Linked DNA regions of Homo sapiens: region 1 is linked to region 2. The links are chromatin loops, found by intact Hi-C in ENCODE. Cell type or tissue: natural killer cell. All regions are shown on one strand.

What was found. A loop is a pair of places that touch in the nucleus more often than their neighbours do. Peaks named below come from ENCODE experiments on the same cell type or tissue, not always from the same donor. Only the 100,000 strongest peaks of a DNase experiment are listed, where the experiment ranks them.
Region 1: a loop joins it to region 2, with 7 times the contacts of the local background. A loop is called at or near these places in 2 of 110 quality-filtered maps.

Annotation. Positions count from the first base shown.
Region 1 is chr15:95,862,572-95,866,571 of GRCh38, reverse strand. No RefSeq gene overlaps it. Among named protein-coding and RNA genes, the nearest start is that of LINC00924, 430 kb to the right of the region's middle. RefSeq lists an enhancer at 1,881-2,140. In natural killer cell, no CTCF peak of the experiment used is centred here; DNase peaks (open chromatin) are centred at 971 and 1,941; H3K27ac peaks cover 2,382 bases.
Region 2 is chr15:95,445,138-95,449,137 of GRCh38, reverse strand. All of the region lies in intron 1 of LINC00924 (long intergenic non-protein coding RNA 924), which reads right to left. Among named protein-coding and RNA genes, the nearest start is that of LINC00924, 14 kb to the right of the region's middle. In natural killer cell, no CTCF peak of the experiment used is centred here; a DNase peak (open chromatin) is centred at 2,097.

The DNA.
Region 1 (4,000 bases), 420 kb before region 2:
CAGAGCTGACCCTAGCAACCCAGCGGCAAATAGACTTTATGGTGGGAAGAAAGTTGTGCCACAAGGCTCCTTAATAGGATAGAAACTTCCCAAGGAGTGAGAGATTTCAGGAAGGAGAAAGCGGAGAACAATTGCTAGGAACTGAAGATGGGAAAGATATCACAGCAGATAAAGAGATTTCCTCTTGACATTACCTAGCAATTGACATTTGGTTGTGCAGGTTGTACACTGAGCAAATTTAGAAGGCATTGTTTAGATGTGAATTGTGTCTCCTAGAGGTCTGTACTACACAGTCTGTTGTATCTCTTCATCTCATTTCACTGATCTTAACATGGTAATCATGGGGATGCTGTGAGGACTATGAAAAGTGATTTTGCCACATGCAGTGCCTACCTGGCAGGCATCAGACATGAGAGTGTGTGCCTGGCAACAGTGAGGAGGCTCAGTAGCTTGGAGTTCGTCAGGTTTATGTGCACCAGGGACCCAAACCCTCTGGTAGTAAAAAAGGGGGAAAAGACAAGGAGAATTGCTGGGGTGACTATCTTTGTTTATGGTGATCATGGCTATTGTAAATAGCAATTCTTCCCCATGTCAGTGGCTTCATACAATATGATTTCTTTGTCAGTCACATAAGTTTGAAGTAGACTTTTCTCCAAGGTGGTGTCCTTCCAGAAGTCTGTCAGAGGCCCTGGTGCTTTCCAGCATGTGGCTCTCACTTCTTCAGCAGGTGCCAGGGCTGCTGCAGGAGAAAGGGCATGGAGGATTGTTCCTGAACAATCTGAACACCTGACCTCAAGTGATACACCCGTCTTAGCCTCCCAAAATGCTGGGATGACAAGCATGAGCCACCACGCCTGGCCCTCTTACTCTTTTTTAAAACCACACTGGGGATATAGAAACGTGTGACATCTTTCAACTGTCTTTACCACATTTGCAAAGTTTTTTCACCTTTTGTTTAGTTCTGTTTACTAACAGATACAAAGTCTGAAATTCTGTTGACCATGTCTGCCTAGGACTGACATCACGTTTCTTAAGTTCTATTAGTCTAATCACTGTCATATGGCCACAGCCAACTTCAAGGGAAGAAGAGAGAGGCAGACTGGCTGTCTGTCCAGGAGGAAGAGGAAATTAACCTCTTGCGTAATTTTGCCAACACCACCTGGATGTCTTCTTTTATGCTGGTACAACAATATAGCAGCATCATCCTTGATGTGAGCCTTCTGGATTCAGAAGCCAGACTGCATCCATACGGGATGTTTCCTTTCTCTCCAAAGACTAGAATAAAAGTAGTGACAGAGGTGGAAAGATCACACACATAAGGACACACGATTTAAACCTAAGTGGAAAATATACTTAAGAAATTAAATTATAGTATTGTATTTATTTTTGAATGTTTACTGTCTCATATAATTTATAATTTGTCCTACTTATTTAATGGGAAAACATCATCTGTTTCAAAGAGTTTGGACAAATATTGATTTATTAATCTAAAAGGAAGGATTCAATTGTATTGGCTTTCCTGATTCCTGATCCAACTGGAATCTATAGGAAACATCCATTTGATTCTCTCTCTCTCTCTGCTCCTATTCTTTTTTTAATTTTTATTTTATTTTTAGTTTTTGAGACAGACTCTTGTTCTGTTTCCAAGCTGGAGTGCAGTGGCATGATCTCAGCTCACTGCAACCTCTGCCTCCTGGGTTCAAGTGATTCTCATGCCTCAGCCTCCCAAGTAGCTAGGATTACAGGCACACGCCACTGCACCTGGCTAATTTTTGTGTTTTTAGTAGAGACAGGGTTTTGCTGTGTTGGCCAGGCTGGTCTCCAACACCTGACGTCAAGTGATGCATCCACCCTGGCCAAAGTGCTGGGATGACAAGCATGAGCCACCGCACCTGGCCCTCTTAGTCTATTTTGAAACCACACTAGAGATAGAGAAACATGTGACATCTTTCAACTGTCTTCACCACATTTGCAAATTTTTTTCATCTTTTGTTTAGCTTTGTTTACTAACAGCTCTAAAGTCTGAAATTCTTTTCTGTTTCACTGCACTCACCACATTAAGCTTAATACTCTGAAAATACACACAGCTTTATGGAAATGTATCTGACACCTCTGTGTTCTCCCCACACTTCATTTACCTCTTTCTTTTGAAACTCTAGCAAAGAAACCCTTGCTAGGAAGTAGGAACCTGGGATGTTTAGCCAGAGGGTCTTTTAATTTTCTTCCCTTCCTTTTTCTTTCCTTCCCTTCCTTTTCTTCCTTTCTTCCCCCTCTTGTGCATCCCCCTTTTTTTTCTCTCTCTTTTAGGGAAAAAGTAGACAGTGATTTTTTTTCCTTTTTTTTTTTTTTTTTTGGCCTGAGATAGAGTCTTGCTCTTGTCACCCAGGCTGGAGTGCAATGGTGCGATCTCCACTCACTGCAACCTCTGCCTCCTGGGTTCAAGTGATTCTCCTGCCCCAGCCTCCCGAGTAGCTGGGATTATCTGCACCCGCCACCACACCAGGCTAATTTTTTTGTATTTTTAGCAGAGATGGGGTTTTACCACGTTGGTCAGACTGGTCTCAAACTCCTGACCTCAGGTGATCCACCCACTGTGGCCTCCCAAAGTGCTGGGATTACAGGCATGAGCCACTGTGCCCTGCCAACAGTGATCTTTTAACTTGAGCACTGGGGAGCCTGGATTTCTTGTTCATGGGCTCTCACTGATGAATATTATTTGTGCTTTTATTTATGGTTTTCTTAAGCTTAAGACTGTGATTTACATATCAACTGTGTGGCCAACTGCATCTGTGCCACTACTTGCAGTTCTTGCAGTGGGCATTGTGCCTATGGTATTGCTGGGGTTTTCTGCACCATGATATGCCTTTGTCTCTGCTTGTCTTGCACAGCTTCTCTGCCATCGTCAACTTTGAATGTTTTATTTAAATTCCATGTTTTTCCATTATCCTCTGCAGGAGCTTTCTTAAAGAAATACAATCGGATAAAAGTTAAAGAACTTCTTATTACGCTCCCAGTTAAACAGCTTCCGCACACCTTGGAAAGCTTTGCACCTTATAGCACTCAGGTGTGTTATGCTTTTAATTAAATGTGGTGTTTGCTGTCATTTCTGTAAGTCCTCAAGCAGTAGACCCTTGGACCGACACAGAATCCCATTAAAGCCTTGCTTCCATGGGAAAATCAGATTATCCTCACCTCCTTTTGAACTACAATGCCTTCCCCAGGAATATAATTCATGGTAAATATAAGGTCATCTTGTACATTTGGTAATAGCTGCTCCTTCCTCTTCAGTGGTTAAGGTTAAAATGCTGGGCTTGGTTCTTGGGGAGTGACTGCCCACGCCTACTGTTGGAAGTTCCTCCATTAGTCAGGTTTGCCCTGGCCACTCTGAGAAGATAGTGCTGGAAAAACTGCAGTCTTTCTCATCTTACCTCCCCGACGTCTGATCCTAGACTGACCTCTCAGAAAAGTGTTTGACCAACACTGTTCCAGCAGGTTTCCATCTGCATAATAGCCTGGTGATGTCTGGTAAGCACAAGCTGAGCGCACACCTTCTGGGGACTGATGAGATCTAGAATAACCAAGAGAACGTAGACCTGCATTTTCACTGATTCCATTGAACAGGCATGGCCCCAACACTCCGCTTCTGTCTGATACTCATAAGGCACGCTCCATTCTGAAGTTACCTTAGACGGCCAAACCTTTTATAAAGTTGCTGTCTACTTCCTCTGGGGCATATACAGTTAAAGATATTGAACTTCTCTCACTATTGTGTGCTAAGATTCAAGGATCAAAAAAGCAGTAAGACAGTGTATTTGCCCTAAAGAAGCCCATATACCTAAGTGGTACTTATAAAGGGGAGACAGACATAAACACAAGGATTTGTAATACAGTGAGAAAATAAAGTGAGAAAGGGCATGTAAAGTGTAACTCAGAATGTTCTCTAAAAGTCTGAACACAATAGGTGTCTTCTGGATGGACAAAATGAACCCCAGTGTCACCA
Region 2 (4,000 bases):
TTCTACAGAAAGCATTCTTAAAAATTGAAGACTTCATAATTTGGCAGAGAGAGTAATGGGAGACTTTGTAGAGGAACTAAAATGTGAGTCAGACCTTAAGGATGAGTAAATTTGGATGGGTACACAGAAGGAGAGGCAAGAGAACCTAATGACCTGTGTTGATGACTACTATTACATTGTATCTGAGGGCCTCTGTGGCTTCTGCCAATGCTGTCCCATTCTGTTCTCATTAGATGAGGAAGCTGAAACTCAAAGAATATACAGTTTTCCAAAGATTGCACAGCTAAGAAATATGGAAAGATGGACTCAAGCTCAGATTTGCCTGATTCTGAAGCTTACATTCTTTTCGGTGCACTGAACTGTATCAGAATGTTTTTTAGAATGCAGACTGACATGAGCAAGAGTGAGGCAGTGTGAATAAACATAAGCTTCAGGATAACAGAGCTTCCTTCCTGGAAACAATGGTTGGGATGAAGCAGCAAAAAAAAATTTTTTTTCTAGGAAGAATTTCAAGATGAGATTCCACCTGCTTAACAAGCATTTGTCAAACCTGAAATTATTTTCTGATTGCAAAAGTATTCCATGTTAATTGTAGAAAATTAGAAAACTATAGAATCACCAGCTAAAATCAACCAGAACTAGCCATTGTTAATGTTCTAGTGTATCATCTTCCAATCTTTTCATAATTTTTCTCCAAATATATACACATTTATGTATATATTAGCTTTATAAAATTAAAATTTTGCTTTCTTTGTATTTTGATGTCTGAATTAGTAATATATCACAACCATACTCCATTTCTTCTATATTCTTTGGAAACATTTTAAATAAATATAGAATATTGCATCCTATAAGTTACCATAGTTTATTAAACTTCTATTATTGAATGTTGACGTTATTTCTAGTTTTTCTTAATTATAAATAATGTCTATTTTATCTTATAAATCATTTATCTCTGATTTTTCCTGAAAAAACAATTTTTTAAACAAAATTTCAGCTTGGCTTATTTCCCATTATATAGGAAATTTAAATCAAAATTTAAATTGTATGTTATCCTACGAACTGAAGCTCAGGTCAGACTCCTGAGGGGATAAACCAACATCCTAGCAGAGGTTTGACTCAATTATCGTCATGACTTTAGGAAGTTAAACTCTTCCATATCAGAGAGAGGAGTGGAGGCAGAGAGGTTGAAGGAGAGATTGAGGAAGAGGGGACAGAATAAGAAAGAGAGAAACACTGGTTTTCTTCCCTCAGGAATCGATTACCCGTTCTCCAGGTAGGCAAATTTTATTTTATTTTATTTTATTAAAAAGATCAGACTCCATGGTGGTCCTGAGGGGAGGTAGAAAAGACTCTTTAGACTGTGTCCAAGTGGCTGTTTTCTTTTTTACAGCCTAGTAACATCATAATGATGGATTTCTCCATTTGGGAGCATCACGCAGTGAAGGAAACCACCTGGGCTTAAATCCCAGTTACTCAGTTTCACAGCTCTGTGGCTTTAGACAAGGCCTTTAATTTCTCTCAATCTCAGCATCCACAGGGTAAAAGGAGATAGGAATGCCAACTAAAAATCTTTGGATCCTGACAATTAAATCAGATTACACAGCATCAGCCAATCGCAAACAACTAGCTCTTTCCCCCTCCCTTTCTTCCACGCTTCTGCTCACTGAGAGCAATAATTTTTTTTCTTTTCTTTAGATTTCTTCATTGTAAAAAGCAGAGTTCATTCACTCCAAAAAATTTTAAATCTCTTGGCACTGAGAATTCAAAGCATTGTCCACGCCCTTACAGAAATCACAGTCCAGTGAAAACTACAGAAAAGCTAACATGAATTACAAGATCAAGAGAGAGAGACGTTGGTACAAAGTCATGTGTTCCCAAATAAAGGAGGGCCGAATTTATTGGAGAAAGGGGATCAGGGAAGTAACCCTTGATGAGGTCTTACAAGATGAGCACTTGCTCACCAAGCAGGGGAAGGAAAGTGAGCATTCTTGGCATGGGGTAACTCTTACCCTGTGGTAATGAGGAGAGGGTTAGTGGTCAGCAGAAGGGCCTTTAACAGAAGCTAGAAGTTGTCAAGAAATGCCACTTCCTCTGCAGAACCCTTTCTGGTTCCTTATACAGGAAACCCTCTACCGCCTTAGCACTTTAATTGTACCACATCTGTGGATGTCTTTGACATTTACTACTTCCTGCTTTGCATTGGAGATATTTTTGTACATATTTTACTTTCATTATACCACTAGAGAAACAAGAGACTGTTTTATCCTTTAATCCTGGTATTACCTGTAGTACCTTCAACTTTATATATATATATATATATATATATATATATATTTATTTATTTATTTATAATACGATTTATTCATTTTAAAGGTTCCCAAAGTGTCCCCATTTAGGGGGTCACATTAGACACTTTGTCCCTCAGCCTTTGGGTTTAACACCCTTCAATCAGTGGACTGTAGTTGATTTCAAGTCAAATCTGCCAAGAAGACTGTTAATATTCACCTCATGATCTTGGTTATTATGGGTAGTAATATAAGCGATACTATATTACAATAATATCATTTACAACGGCTTACATTTATTGAACATTTACCATGGCCAGGCACTTTGTAAACACTTTGTCAATACTAACTGAATTAACACTCAAAGTAATTCAATGACATGGTTACTATTAGCATTCTCATTTAATAGATGATAAATTGGAGGAGAGAGAAGTTAAATATTTGTTACTTGCCCGCAGATCACACCTGGTAAGTGAGGGACCCTGAATTCAGACCAAAAACGATGTTGCTGTGGAATCTAGGCATGTATTCTTTATTCCATTTCATTAATCCTTGAAACGACCCAATCAGGAAGACATTATTGCTCCCATTTTATAAACAAAGTGCAGAGAGTTTAAGTGACTTGCCCAAGTCCACACATTGAAAATTGGAAGAACTAGGCCGGGTGCGGTGGCTCACGCCTGTAATTCCAGCACTTTGGGAAGCCGAGGCAGGTAGATCACCTGAGGTCAGGAGTTCAAGACCAGCCTGGCCAACATGGCAAAACCCCATCTCTACTAAAAAAATACCAAAAATTAGCCAGGCATAGTGGTGGGTGCCTGTAATCCCAGCTACTCAGGAGGCTGAGACAGGAGAATCACTTGAACCTGGGAGGCGGAGGTTGCAGTAAGCCGAGATCACGCCATTACACTGCAGCCTGGGCAACAAGAGAGAAACTCCATCTCAAAAATAATAATAATAATAAAATAAGAAAAGAAAAGAAAATTGGTAGAACTAGGATTTAGAGCTCAATCTGTCCAACTCTAAAGCCCAAGTATAGGACTCTAGGCTCCCTATTCCTGTTTAAGTTTTAAAAACCTGCTGGTTATAAGTGTATGGTATCTTCTATGTACCTATGGGCATTATCAGGCGATAGTTTTCTAGGATGAGGGAGAAGTAAATAAGGTGGTATCCAAACACTAGTATTTTATTCATTGAGACCAACTGAAGCAGGATTTGATGACTGTATGAGTGAATTAATTTCAGGTTATTTGAGATATTAGGAACATTTCTTACTGATCCACTGCTCTGCCGTGAAAACCATAGCAATTTACCATATTTAGTTATGGTCCATTCTTGAGGCTATGGTTTAGGGACAGAAGGGGTCAAGAATACAGGTAAAATAATGAGAAGGAAATGTTCTAAAGGACTACAGATCTAGCGTGCCGTAGGTAAGAGCAGGATCTTCTTTTGGAATACTGAATTGATATAAGTCAAAGACTAGGAAAACCAAATATGCCTTCATGTTCAGAATCAAGGTTGGTGTGGGTGCCAGAGACCACAGGCCAAGGCAATTAGACCCCTCCTTGGGTTTGGTAGGAAGTGGAGATGTAAGTAGCTCCTGGTTATGACCTCAGGGTTTGTGTTCAATAGGAAATATGTGATAAATGAGTGTCAACAAATTGACACCAGTGAATTCATTGCTTAGAGACACCTAAGTGGACAGCTTCTTG